3 separate regions of the Homo sapiens genome follow, and all the other regions are linked to region 1. A link is a contact called in ENCODE Hi-C or POLR2A ChIA-PET data. All regions are on one chromosome and are shown on one strand. The core of a region is the stretch at or near the end of the contact, and the rest is flanking DNA. Distances in the headings are between cores, read along the strand shown. Region 1 overlaps KSR1 (kinase suppressor of ras 1). Region 2 has its middle 75 kb from the start of MIR4522. Region 3 has its middle 23 kb from the start of MIR4522.

What was found. A loop is a pair of places that touch in the nucleus more often than their neighbours do. ChIA-PET counts read pairs that join two places held with the same protein, here RNA polymerase II (POLR2A). Pooled maps may share reads with other maps.
Region 2: a loop to region 1 is called in a map of Jurkat, with 3 times the contacts of the local background. The contact joins two enhancer-like sites. A Hi-C loop is called at or near these places in 2 of 168 maps with a recorded cell type or tissue (Jurkat and mammary epithelial cell) and 1 of 50 pooled maps. POLR2A ChIA-PET finds 5 or more read pairs at or near these places in 2 of 52 experiments (A549 and activated CD4-positive, alpha-beta T cell).
Region 3: a loop to region 1 is called in a map of Jurkat, with 2.5 times the contacts of the local background. The contact joins two enhancer-like sites. A Hi-C loop is called at or near these places in 1 of 168 maps with a recorded cell type or tissue (Jurkat). POLR2A ChIA-PET finds 5 or more read pairs at or near these places in 1 of 52 experiments (common myeloid progenitor, CD34-positive).

Annotation. Positions count from the first base shown.
Region 1 is chr17:27,597,300-27,601,940 of GRCh38, forward strand. KSR1 (kinase suppressor of ras 1) reads left to right here. Exons shown (of 21, transcript NM_001394583.1): 10 at 1-137; 11 at 4,061-4,102. Among named protein-coding and RNA genes, the nearest start is that of LGALS9, 32 kb to the right of the region's middle. Within about 2 kb of position 2,717, at least 6 of the 41 ENCODE cell types and tissues checked have a DNase peak (open chromatin) inside an H3K27ac peak, as active enhancers do.
Region 2 is chr17:27,217,136-27,221,776 of GRCh38, forward strand. No RefSeq gene overlaps it. Among named protein-coding and RNA genes, the nearest start is that of MIR4522, 75 kb to the right of the region's middle. RefSeq lists enhancers at 546-895, 1,984-2,033. Within about 2 kb of position 2,101, at least 4 of the 41 ENCODE cell types and tissues checked have a DNase peak (open chromatin) inside an H3K27ac peak, as active enhancers do.
Region 3 is chr17:27,268,214-27,272,854 of GRCh38, forward strand. No RefSeq gene overlaps it. Among named protein-coding and RNA genes, the nearest start is that of MIR4522, 23 kb to the right of the region's middle. Within about 2 kb of position 1,963, at least 3 of the 41 ENCODE cell types and tissues checked have a DNase peak (open chromatin) inside an H3K27ac peak, as active enhancers do.

The DNA.
Region 1 (4,641 bases), core at 1,467-3,966:
CAGCAGCAACCCTTCCTCCACCACCTCCTCCACACCCTCCTCACCGGCGCCCTTCCCGACATCATCCAACCCATCCAGCGCCACCACGCCCCCCAACCCCTCACCTGGCCAGCGGGACAGCAGGTTCAACTTCCCAGGTACCACATCTCCAGGCTTTTCTGGGTTCTAAGGGATACAGTCAGATCCCCTTCTCAGCAGACCCAAGTTCGGCAGATTCAAGGTCAGACATGGCCACAGCTAAGAGCTGATGTTTATGAAGTACTTGTCCGGCGCCCCAAGCACAATAGCTCTGAGGTTGATGCTGTTGTTTTACAGATGGGAATACTGAGGTTCAGAGAGAGGGAGGGGCTTGCCATGAGTTGTACAGCCTGTAAGTGGCAGAATGGAGATCAAACCCAAGTCTGTCTGACATAACATAATCCTCGCACTGCCCTCCTCTTCATGGGGTGGCCTCTCCTGGGCAGTGCTCACTTTCTCGGGACTGGCTTCTGAGCTCCCAGGAGGCATGGCCAGCAACACAGGGAGCTAGAAGGCCTCAGGGAGGGAATCTGGGGTCCTGCTGCTTCCCACTCGTGATCTGGGTAAGCTCCTTCAAGGAGACCTCTCGTTCCCTTTATAAGATAGGTGACCATGTAAAGTTGGAATTAGGTTGTTCCCATTGTGTGGATGAAGACACTGAGTCCCACAGGAGTTTAAAGCAGAGTAGACCTGAGCCAGAGCTGACCTCCAGCTCCACCCCAGCCCACTGCCTGGTGTCTGTGGGGAGAGGTCAGGATTCCAGCCTCTCCTGCCCTCAGCTGCTGGCCTGGGGGTGTCTGCCTCTCCAAGCAGCAGAGTGAAGCCCACCTGCCCATTTTGGGACTGAGCTGCTGCCTCGGCCTCCCTGGCAGCTCCTCAGAGTCAGTCTCAGCCTTCAGTTTATTACAGTTCGCAGTCCCAGAGGAAGGAAGGTGACTGTGACACTCCTGTTTGCTCTGGACCCAGCCACAGGCCGTCTCCAGCCCATAGAGTCCAGGTCAGGCCCCTGTCTCTGGCCTCTGGAGCTCCAGGTCCATGAGGACAGGCACAGCTCTCCCTGTGCCAGGAGATCCCCAGCTGGAGCCATACCCAGCCAGCAGGAGGCCAGGGAGCTTCTCCTGGGACTTCTTTTGGGGACGGTGGAGACGGAGATCTTGTAGGAATCTCTCTCTTTGCCTTCACCTCAGCACGCACGTGGCTGGATATCTCCTGACATTCACGCGTTGTCCTGAGCACACCCCTCCCCTCCCTGCATTGAGTGATGGCCCATTTGATTAACCTCCTCTCCCATTCTGCTCTGTCTTTATTATGCTCTGAAACTGTGCCTTTTGCTAAACCTCCCAGTTTGGGTTTTTGTAAAAGCAAAGGGTGTGTTTGGAACACGGCAGTCACAGAAAAAGTTCTTTTTGCACAATCAGCCAGACCCTTGCTGCTTTCCCTGATGTCCCCAGATTGGGCCTTCATCGTCCCCTGCACAGAGGCCTCACTCTCTCCAAGATCCTGTCTCTTTGGTCGTGGCAGCACCAATGGGTCAACCCTCCCCCCAACCCCCACTGCCCGCCCGGCTGGCCCGGTGGTTCAGCTGGAGAAGGCACGCCTCCTATCGTCCCCTGCTCTGTGCTGTGCAGGGGCATTGCACTTGAACTTCAGGGGTAAACCTGGGAAAAGATTATAGTCACGTGCTGCTTCACAACGGGGAAATGTTCTGAGAGAGAGATTCCGTGATTTCATTGTTACGTGAGCATCATAGAGCGCACTTACGTAAACCCAGATGGTATAGTCCTCCACACGCCTCGGCTGTGTGGTGTAGCCTGTTGTTTCTAGACTGCAAACCTATGCAGCATGTGACTGTACTGAATATTGTAGGCAATTGTAGCACAATGCTAAATATTTGTGTATCTAAACATCTGAACACAGAAAAGCTACAGTAAATATACAGCATAAAATATTAAAAATAGGGCTGGGCACAGTGGCTTATGCCTGTAATTCCAGCATTTTGGGAGGCCGAGGTAGGCGGATCACTTGAGGCCAAGAGTTCAAGACCAGCCTGGCCAACATGGTGAAACCCCATCTCTACTAAAAATACAAAATTAGCCAAGTGTGGTGGCACATACCTGTAGTCCCAGCTACTCAGGAGGCTGAGGCATGAGAATCGCTTGAACCCAGGATGTGGAGGTTGCAGTGAGCTGAGATTGCACCACTGCACTCCAGCCTGGGTGACAGAGCAAGACTCTGTCTCTAAATCAGTCAATCAGTCAATTGTTCTTTATTTGTAGGGGACTGGAAGCTGCTCTGGAAGAATTCCTGTACACTATTGTAGACTTTATAAACACTAAACACTTAGGCTATACTAAATTTATTTTAAAATATTCTCCTCAATAATAAATTAACCTTAGCTTACAACTTTTTTACATTATAATCTTTAAACATTTTTTTTAACTTGGACTCTTTTGTAATAACACTTAGCCCAAAACAAACATATTGTATAGCTGTACAAAAACTTTTTTTTTGAATTTTTATAAGCTTTTTTCTATTTTTAAAATCCTTATTTTTTCTTTTACTTTTTAAACTTTTTTGTTAACTAAGACACACACGCTAGCCTAGGCCTGTGCAGCCTCAGGATCATCAATATCACTGTCTTCCACCTCCACATCTTGTCCCACCGGAAGGTCTTCGGGGCAGTGACATACATGGAGCTGGCATCTCCTGTGATAACAGTGCCACCTTCTGGATACCTCCTGAAGGACCTGCCTGAGGCTAGTTTACAGATAACTTTTTTTTTTTTTTTTTTTTTTTGGTAAGTAGAACAAGTATACTCTAAAATCATGATTAAAAGACTGGATGTGGTGGCTCACGCCTGTAATCCCAGCACTTTGGGAGGCCAAGGTGGGCGGATCACCTGAGATCAGGAGTTCAAGACCAGCCTGGCCAACATAGTGAAACCCCGTCTCTACTAAAAATACAAAAATTAGCCAGGCATGGTGGTGGGCTGGGTGCCTGTAATCCCAGCTATTTGGGAGGCTGAGGCAGGAGAATCGCTTGAACCCAGGAAGCAGAGGTTGCAGTGAGCTGAGATTGTGCCATTGCATTCCAGCCTGGACAACAGAGCAGGACTCTGTCTCAAAAAATAAATATATAAATAAAAAAAATTTTAAAAATGATTAAAAGTACAATATAGTAAATACATAAACCAGTAATACAGTTGTTTATTCTCATTATCAAGTAAGATGCTACCGTGCATAATCGTGCGTGCCATCCTTTTATACAGCTTGTAGTTCCGTGGATTATTTCCCGCCAGCGTCACCACAGACACGTGAGGAATGCATGGTGCTGCCCTGTTACCACAGCTACCACATCACTAGGCAAGAGGAATTTTCCCACTCCATTATAATTAGGGCCACCGTCATGTATGTGGTCCCTTGTTGACCAAAACAACATTCTGTGGCACATGACTGTATTTACACCCCCATTTGACAGTGAGACAGCTGGAGAGGTTAGCCAACTCCCTAAGGTCCCAGAGCCTAGTTATGTGGCAGAATTGAGGTTGGAACATGCTGTCAGCTTCCAGAACCCCAGTGTATCCTTTTCAGTCACCTATGAGAGAGAGAGAAAAAAATGTGGGTAGGGAGTGGTAAGGTTGAGACACTCTGGAGGTACAGGTGGGGCTCAGGGGGAGGAGGCCATTCTTCCGTACATAACACTGTTAAACTTTTCAGAATCACTGTTTCTCTCCCATTGTATTTTGCCCTTCTGGGCTCACATGCATTTCACAGAGTGCTGGTGACCGGAGACGGGGTCTTGGAATGCCCAATCCTCCAGTGCAAGCCCCTTTAGTCCTGCAGACTCCTGCCAGGGCCCATTTTCTCCCAGCTCTTTTCCTCCTTCCTGCATGGTTTGGCCTGTCCTTGCCAGGTCCATCTGGGGTAGGGCTGTCCCAGCCCAGTAACAAGTCCCTGCCTCCCAAGCCGGTACCTGCAATTCCGCTCCTCCCTCCTGCGTTGGCCGTTCTGTGTGTGTGACTCACCTCCTCTTCTGTTTAAAGCTGCCTACTTCATTCATCATAGACAGCAGTTTATCTTTCCAGGTGAGTCCTTTGCATGGTTCCATTAACTGCCCTTTGCTGTGACCCCTTCTGTCCTGCCCACCTGGGCAGGGCGCCCTCTCTCTGGGTACCTTTGGAGATACTTGAGTCTCCCTCCACCTGTTCTGAGAGCTGACTGCCCATAGAGGATGGGAAGAGGGCAGGGCAAGTGCCCTGGTGGTAGGCCTCTTACGTGAGAAGTTCTTGCTGGGAGGGACCCTGGAATCCATCCCATCCAGCCTCTTGGCACAGAGACTGCAGGCAACCTTTTCAAGGTCACACTGCTAGGAGATGGCAGAAGGACTAGAATCTGGGTTTATAGAATGGGGAGAGGACTTTTTGCTAATGCCTTATGAGCATATGTCACCGTATCCTCCCTTGCACAATGATGGGAGGATATCTTATGCACAATGTCTTAGAGAAGTAGAAACCCATTTGGGAAGGTCTGCGGGCTTCTCTTAGTGGGCTTCACCCTTCTGTGCCTTACCACACAGTGCCATCTGCTGGCCATTGCTGGAAATGCCTCCTTATTGCAGAAAGTT
Region 2 (4,641 bases), core at 851-3,350, 380 kb before region 1:
GTGTATAGTGCATTCCAGACTGTATTCATCTTGGTATCCCTATAGCACCTGAAAATCAGCATTATACTATGCCTTCCAAACATGTGTATATAGTCAATTATTGGTTGCAAGCAGCAGAAAACAACTCTGATTATTGTAAACAGAAAAGAGATTACAAGGCCACTTTGAATTTATAAGAAGCAACAAACAGATTATAAAAATGAAGATAGGGACAGGGTGTACAGTATAGTGACTATGACTAATAAAAATGTACTGTATATTTTAAATTTGCCTTCACGCACATGCACACATGTACACACAGAAAGGTAACTATATGGGCAAAAAAAAAAAAAAAAAAAAAAGATACAGAGGCCCAAGAAGCAGAATACAAGATAATCATCTTTGAGCAGGAACAATCCTACCAGGATGCCTTGGCCAAATCCTTCCAGTGCACATGGATTCTAACTTTCCATTCATCTTTGCCTCACACCACACATTTATTCCAAATATAAAGTCTAGGGTGACAGCATCTGATTGGCCAGCCCTTCATTTGCCTTTGTGCTAACTAAAAGCGTGTTGGGGAAGAGGTTAGTCTCTAGACCTTCCTACTTCCCTAGAGGGAGGCGTAGCTTGCTGTGACTGACGCAGTGGGAATTTCCCCCAGATAGAGGGAAGGCATAGATGCTAGGCTGCCACAAACATTGACAAATGTCCACCACAACAGGTGTGCATTAACTCAGGCCTACCACAATCCCTGAATTGCAATTTATGTCACATTTTAGTCCCCTTGCTGATACTAGAGAAACCCCAGAAGCATGATTACAAGTCATCATTTAGCATAGTTTAAGCACGTGATTCATTTTCATTTTTATTTTAGAAGGTGGCATTTTCTGACCCACCTTGGAGATGCGCCCTTTGAGGAGCCTGCAGCCTCCTGCACCTGAAGAAAGTGGCCCACTCATGAAAACGCCCAGGCTCCCAGTTGGGGAGAACCATCTCCACCAGAGGGGGATCCAGATCCAGTGGAGAAGAATTTTTTTTATTGTTTTTAGATAAACTGTCTTCAAATAGTGCAGCACGGGCACTTCCTGCCTCGATGGAAATTCAGCACACTTCCTGCTGCTCACCTGCCCCATCTGTGTTTATCTTCTGCCTCAATCATGTGAAGGCCAAATGGGTGGCATGAGTGCAACTGGGCCAGCTGTGGCTGGGGGCAGCAACAGCTCCATGTTTTGAGGCCAGATGGAGGCTGCTTTGGTCTAGGAGGTGGAGGGGAGCCAGTGGCTGCTTCAGGCCTCCCTGTGTGGAGTGCTTGGAGCTGGAAGTAGAAGCAGGGCCCAACTGGGGGCTCCATTGGATGAAGCACACCATCCCATCCAAAAGCCTGCTCCCAATGTCCTCACTGAGCTCTCTTTGTTTCTTTCTGTTTCTTCTATATGTATACATATCAAATATGTGTGTGTGTGTGTGTCTATGTATGTGTGTGAAACAGAAAGAAGCAAAGAGTCCTTTGCACTTTATCAAAGGTACTCTACTAATTCCTTTACACTTTTATCAAAGATATTCACTTGTCAGGGACACTAGAGCAGTGTCCAGGCTGCATGTAACATCAGCTGGGAAGCTTTTATAAATTAAAACAACTATAAAATAGTTGCAGGCATTTTCAAGTTTTTATTAAGCCTCATAAAAACTTGAAAATGTCTATAAGACACCTACACTACAGGTCTCCATGGCTCTCTGCAAAACATGACCAAGCTCAAAAAGACACACAAGGTTAGAAGACACCACAGATTTGGCAACAGCCCATGATCCTTGGGTTTATCTCCCCTCAGAGTGGCTCCTTAAAGTGACACTGGCACTTTTCTGAAACGCTTTCCTGCAGGTTCTTGAGCACACTCTAATGGAAGCTCTCTCTCAGAATTATGCACATGAGAGTGTCATTGTAGAATGCTTTTTAGCATATCCACCACAGGTATAATGAAACACAGGCTACATACTGATAAAATGGAAGGACCAAATGAAACAAGCCTATTCATACACATTTCTGTGTCTCTTTGCATCTGTGGTTTTCAGACTTTAGTGTGCATCAGAATCGCCCAGAGGACTTGTTAAAACACAGATTGCTAGGCCGCACCCCAGAGTTTCAGATTCAGTAGGTCTGAGATGAGGCCCCAGGAGCTGCAGCAAGTAAAACGGGCAGCAACAGCTACTGCGTCACCTGAGGCCCATTTGCGACAGTCTCTGCTCTGTGTGATAAAAAAGATCACATTTTCCTTTCCTCTAGGTCTGATGTGAGGCTGGCTTGTTTTACATTGGGCATCTCTGAGAAAGTATCAGGAAAAAGGCAGACAAAGCAGAAGTGCCTGAAATGATATTTATTAATTTGGATTCTGAGTAGCTAAATTGAAACTTGATTGTGCCCTTACCCCTAGCTCCTCCTGGGCCTGGAGCAAGGACAGGCTACGTCTGAGGCAGCAGGCATTGGAAGGAGTAGGATCGGGTTAGGGCTAGTTTTAGGGCAAATGAGGTACCTCCATCCTTACCGTCCAGCTATGTAGTAACAAATTAGCCTCTTCTAGATGGTCTGAAGTCTATTATATAAAGTTTGGCTTGTATAAGTGTTTCTAAAAGTGTTTTAACATGAAAAATTTTAAACACATGGAAACTTACGAAGAATAGTACAATGAACACCTATATATACCCAGGAACAAAATTCAATTATTATTAAAATTTTGCTTCTTGTTTCTTGGCTCACTACAACCTCTGCATCCCAGGTTCAAGTGATTCTTGTGCCTCGAGCCTCCCGAATAGCTGAGATCATGGGCATGCACCACCACAACCCTGCTAATTTTTGTAATTTTTTAATAGAGACAGGGTTTCTCCATGTTGGCTAAGCTGGTCTCAAACCCCTGGCCTCAAATGATCCACCCACCTCAGCCTCCCAAAGTGCTGGGGTTACAGGCGTGAGCCACTGCGCCTGGCCCATTTGTTTCATTTATATATATGATCTATATTTTTTGCTGACATCATCTCCAAAAAAGTAAGGACATCTGCACAGTCACAATGTCATTATCACCTAAACATTAACAGTATTCCCCAATATTGCCTTATATCATCTCTTCCTTTTATCCCCAAAATGTTTTATGGATATTGTTTCTTTGAGTCACACACAGAACCTAGGCAAGGTCAGGGCCAGGGTGATATGGGTTAAAAGGACTCCAGAAAACTCAGTAATCAAGAGTAATAATATTGTAATGCAATATTTCAAAAAGTCCAATTGGCTAACTACAGCCCATAGGCCAGCTGCGTGTTTTTGCAGGAAAAGTTTTATGGGGCTGGGATTAGCATGAGATAAGTGAGGCAGGGTTGTACAAATGTAGGCTCTCTTTTTTTTTTTTTTTTTTTTGGAAACAGAGTGTCACTTTATTGCCCAGGCTGAAGTGCAGTGGCATGATCTCAGCTCACTGCAATCTCCACCTCCTGAGTTCAAGCGATTCTCCTGCCTCAGCCTCCCGAGTAGCAGGGAATATAAGGCATGTGTCACCATGTCCGGCTAATTTTTGTAGTTTTAGTAGAGATGGAGTTTCACTATGTTGGCCAGGCTGGTCTCGAACTCCTGACCTCAGGAGTGTACATGCACTACACAACATAGGTCCAGACAAGAAAAACTAATAACTGGCAGAAGTATGGGGTGAAAAAATAAATTAATATTTCTAGATATTGAAACACCTCTTTCAAAAACTATATTTCACATAGGCAAAAAGTTAAGCAAAGATGAAGAACATTTGAATAAGCCTGATCTAATAAGCATAAATAGAATTGATCACTCATAAGAACTACATTTTTTTAAGTACATGTGAAACATTCACAAAAATTGACCTGGGTGCAGTTGCTCACGCCTGTAATCCCAGCACTTTGGGAGGCTGAGGTGGGTGGATCAACTGAGGTCAGGAGTTCGAGACCAGCCTGACCAACATGGTGAAATGCCGCCTCTACTAAAAATACAAAATTAGTTGGGCATGGTGGTGCATGCCTGTAATCCCAGCTACTTGGGAGGTTGAGGCAGAAGAATCGCTTGAACCTGGGAGGCGGAGGTTGTAGTGAGCTGAGATGGTGCCATTGCAGTCCCACTTGGGCAACAAGCAAAACTCTGTCTCAAAAATTAATAATAATAAAATTGACCTGAACTAGACAACAGAGAAAACCTCAAGGAGATCCAAAAAGTTCATATCATGTAGACTTTCTCTAACTATAATGTAATAAAATTAAAAATGAATTTTGAAAATTCCCTTTAAAAGTTCCATGTAATTGTAAACTAAAACGTGTGTCTAAAAAAAGTTTACATAAAGAAGAAATCATAAGGAAAATTATTAAATATTTAGAACTAAACAAAAATGAAAGCACTTTGTGTCTTTCTAATGCTGTAATTAGAAGGGAATTTGTAGGTATAGATACATTAATTTAAAAACTAGAAAGCTTTTCCTTTTCTTTAATGAGATAAGTGTTTAACTGAAAATTTAGAAACAAAACAATAGAGTTAGCCTAAAGAAACAAGATGGAAGGGAATGATAATCAATAAAATAGAGAACAAAATATTATAAAGAAGATTGATAAAACAAAAAATAATTCTCCAAAAGACTGATCATGGGGAGGAGAGTGAGA
Region 3 (4,641 bases), core at 713-3,212, 330 kb before region 1:
CACTCAGTTTTAGTACTCACATCTAGCCTAGAGGTTATCACAGCACATTTTATTTCTCATTACTTGGTTTATCTCTGTGTTTTTTAAAATTGGAGAAAACACTAAGAAATTCAATAGAAAGCCCAGATTAGGGGTATTGTTGGTTAAGTACTTATTTAGAGCTTAGATTATCCAAGTCAATTTTGCTAATAGGCTCTTAATATTTTAACATGCTAGAGAAGATTAATTAGGGAGATTTAAAATAATACTGCTCTAGCCATCTTGGCTTTAACCTGGGTCTGGATTGTTCATGATATGTATGGGGGAGTGAGGGACAGTTGGGGGGTGGTGCAAGAGGGGCTCTGGAAGAGTCAGTTCTGGACAATCCATTTACATAAGAGTTGTTGCCAAGGGAACAGGAACATCTGCCTACACCAGAGAACAGGTGTCTTTGGAGGGCAGTGCTGATCTGAGTGCTAGGGGAGAGGTGGTTCTAAAATATGCTGAAGGAGCTGTTGCCTGTAAAAAGTCTGAAATATCAGGCGCAAGCCTCATTGTTTTCATGCCCAGGTGGATCAACACACGACAAAAAATGGAGGTGCGGTTCCCCACGCCAGCAGCAGGTCCTCAAGTGGACCTCAGGGCATTGAGGGCAGCAGTGTTGCTCAAGCACCTCGAGCTTCCTGGGCTGTCCAGGTTTTGTTTTAAGCTGGCTTACTGTCCTCTGTGTCATGTGATCTTGCTTTGTTCTTAGTCTACACGTTTAAATTCTTGTCCAAAATCTGTTTTTGTTTTTTTTTTCACTCCTGACATCATGCATATCCCAATCTTTACTTGTCTGCTAGTCTCCAACAGGATTTACAATGACAGTCTCTTAACAACCTGGTCTCCCTGCTGCCATTCTTGTCATCCTCTCCATTCTCAGCTTGGTAGCTGGAAGGAACTTTGAACAATGGAAACCTCCTCTTAATATCCCATTGTTGGCTGCTCTGCCTATGGATAGTCATTCTTTATTCCTTTACTTTCTTAATAAACTTGCTTTCACTATATAGAGATAGAGATAGAGATATCTCCCAATGTCTTCCTGCCATCCTTAGCACAAGTCAAATCTCTTATCCTAGTCTGTACTGCCTTGTGTGATCTAGCCCCTGCCTTCCTCTCTGACATTACCTGCTACCTGCTACTGCTCTCCTTGCTTTTTTCGCTCCATCCATATGACTTCCTCTTTCTCAAACACCCTGAGCTCCTTCTGCCTCAGAGACTTTGGAGAAGCTGGGCTGGCTGCCTGGGCTCCACCTTGTCTCACCTGAAATGCTACCTTCTATTGCTAAGCCTTTCCTGATCTATCAGTCTAGAGGGCATGCTCTCTGCTGAAGCCACTTTCTAGCATATCATTGTGTTTTATTTTTTTTCACAGAATACATCTCCATCTAGAATTCCCATGAGTCTGTTTCTTGTTTGTTTGTTCATTCCCTGTCTCCCTCCAGTACAATGAAAGCTTCATGACTGCAGAGACCTCATCTGCCTCCATAGCTGCTGCATTGCCAACACCTAGAACAGTTTCAGGGACATAATAGGTGCTCAATAAACATTCATTGAAAACACAAACAAGCAAACTTCCCAGCATCGCTGATCTCCCACTTGCCACTTGGATTGATTGCATGCATGCTTGAATTTGCTCCTCTGTTATGGAGACTCCACCCTCCATTTACACCTCTTTCTGGAAATCCTGATAAACCTCTCAGATCAAGCCCTGTCCCTGGAATTTTCTCTAGCACTGGGAAAGGAAAGCTCATGCACAGTTTGACTTTGTGTGTTTAAACTTTTGGTGATTGGAGTAACTGCTTCCTATTTCACAGCCACTCGACTCTGTAGAGAAATATTTCTATAAGCATTTTGCCCTCAGTCTTGCTCCTTCTGCATGTTGACTTTGTGCTCTGAGACAACAGCCCTGCTTCCTGGCAGCACCTGAGCCTCACATCCAAGGAGGCCACCAACAGTGACGTGCTGATTCTCCCTCCTAAGTTTCTGTTTGAAAACTCCTGGAGGACGCCGGGTGTGGTGGCTCACGACTGTAATCCCAGCACTTTGGAAGGCCGAGGTGGGCACATCACCTGAGGCCAGGAGTTCAAAACCAGCCTGACCAACATGGTGAAACTGTCTCTACTAAAAATACGAAAATTAGCCAGGCTTGGTGGCATGAGCCTGTAATCTCAGCTACTCAGGAGGCTGAGGGAGGAGAATCACCTGAACCCGGGAGGCAGAGGTTGCAGTGAGCTGCAATCATACCACTGGACTCCAGCCTGGGTGACAGAGTGAGACTCCATCTCCAGTAAATAAATAAATAAATAATATGGTTTGGCTGTGTCCCCACCCAAATCTCAACTTGAATTGTATCTCCCAGAATTCTCACATGTTGTGGGAGGGACCCAGGGGGAGGTAATTAAATCATGGGGGCGGTCTTTCCCAAGCTATTCTCGTAATAGTGATTAAGTCTCGTGAGATCTGATGGGTTTATCAGGGGCTTCCACTTTTGCTTCTTCCTTATTTTCTCTTGCTGCCACCCTGTAAGAAGTGCCTTTCACCTCCCACCATAATTCTGAGCCCTCCCCAGCCATATGGAACTGTAAGTCCAATTAAACCTCTTTTTCTTCCCAGTCTTGGGTATATGTTTATCAGCAGCGTGAAAATGGACTAACACAATAAATAAATAAATATTTTTAATTTCAAATATGCAGCTTTTAAAACCAGGTTGGGAAAACTTCTTTAATTTTTAAGATTCAAGAAGTTTTTTTTAAATGATGAGAAATGTTCCCAATTACATTTCAAAGCTACGATGTGGCAGTTACAGTTCTAACGCAGTTATTTAAGAGCAAAGCTTGTGAAACGTATCACTTCTGACAAATTCTTCACTTTCCTCAGTTATGGTTAAGGCTCTCTTGAGTCCTCTCAAATTCTAACCATTCTATTTGTGGCCTGAAACCTTATCCCAGTTGTCCACATCATCTTTAAGCCAGCAACCAAGTAGAAAGGACTGTGTTTATTGTACTTCTCAAAACGTGGGATAGCAGAATCACTTGACGTGGTTGTAAAAACACAGATTGCTGAGCTGCACCCTAGGCATAGTAACTGGAGGGTCTCTGGGGGTGAGTCCAGAACATTTTTTTTTTTTTTGAGGCAGAATCTCACTGTGTTGCTCAGTCTGGAGTGCAGTGGCAAGATCTCAGCTCATTGCAACCTCCGCCTCCCAGGTTCAAGCGATTCTCCTACCTCAGCCTCCCGAATAGCTGGAATTACAGGCATGTGCCACCACGCCCAGCTAATTTTTGTATTTTTAGTAGAGATGGGGTTTTGTCATGTTGGCCAGGCTGGTCTCGAACTCCTGACCTCAGGTGATCCACCCACCTTGGTCTCCCAAATGCTGGGATTACAGGGGTAAGCCACTGCATCTGGCCCAGAGCACTTTTCTTAATACTCAAAATTTTATAGGTATCCAGCTTCACCTACCCTACCCTCTACAGAACAGCATGCATTGTTCTTACTTGTTAAACATTACAAATAGCAATTCTCAGATTCCACTGTGGTGATGAGAGACAAACTTAAGCCTACGTACTTAAAAATAAAGCAAAAGAAATTTATTTAAATGCCAAAAAGTAAGAAAATACACGCAAACTACTAGAGAGATCATTCATTTGAAGGTCTTTGGTTTGTGTTTGTTTTATTTTAAATAAGATGTTCATTTAAAATGAAGGGGTTGTGCATTAAAAGTCTTGCTCTGCTATATTTTATTTTATTTTGAGACAGAGTCTTACTCTGTCACCCAGGCTGGAGTGTAGTGGTGCAATCTTGGTTCATTACAATTGCCACCTCCCAGGTACAAGTGATTCTTTTACCTCAGCCTCCCAAGTAGCTGGGATTACAGGCAAGTGCCACCATGCCTGGCTAATTTTTGTATTTTTAGTAAAGATGGAGTTTCGCCATGTTAGCCAGGCTGGTCTTGAACTCCTGACCTCAGGTGATCCACCAGCCTTGGCCTCCCAAAGAGCTGGGATTACAGGCATGGGCCTCCCAAAGTGCTGGGATTACAGGGTTGAGCCCCCACACCCGGCCTATTTTATTACTTTATGGTACGAGGAATACAATTTCAGAAACCTTGATTCATCCAGCAGTTTTCTTAATTTGGGCAAATGTCCCTGATGATGGATTTCTATGTAGTTTCCGGAGATTAAATACCACTATTATTCTTTTTTTCTCATACAAATAATTTTTCCCAAAAGGTGCACATGGGGTCCCAGGAATGTTAGATGACTCTTCCATTGCCCTCTTGCCAAAGGCAAGAGGATGCGGACTTGAATCCTGAAAATAATTTTTAAAAACTTTTTTTTTTTTTTTTTGAGACAGGGTCTCACTCTGTCACACAGGCTGGAGTCCAATGGCGCAATCTTGGCTCACTGCAACTTCCACCTCCCTAGTTCAAGCAATCCTCCTGCCTCAGCCTCCCAAGTAGCTGGGATTACAGGCATGCACCACCACGATTGGCTAATTTTTTTTTTGTATTTTTGGTAGAGACGGGAGACGGGGTCTTTCCCTATTGTTCAGGCTGGTCTTGAACTCCTGGGTTCAAGTGATCTGCCTGCCTCGGCCTTCCAAAGTGCTGGGATT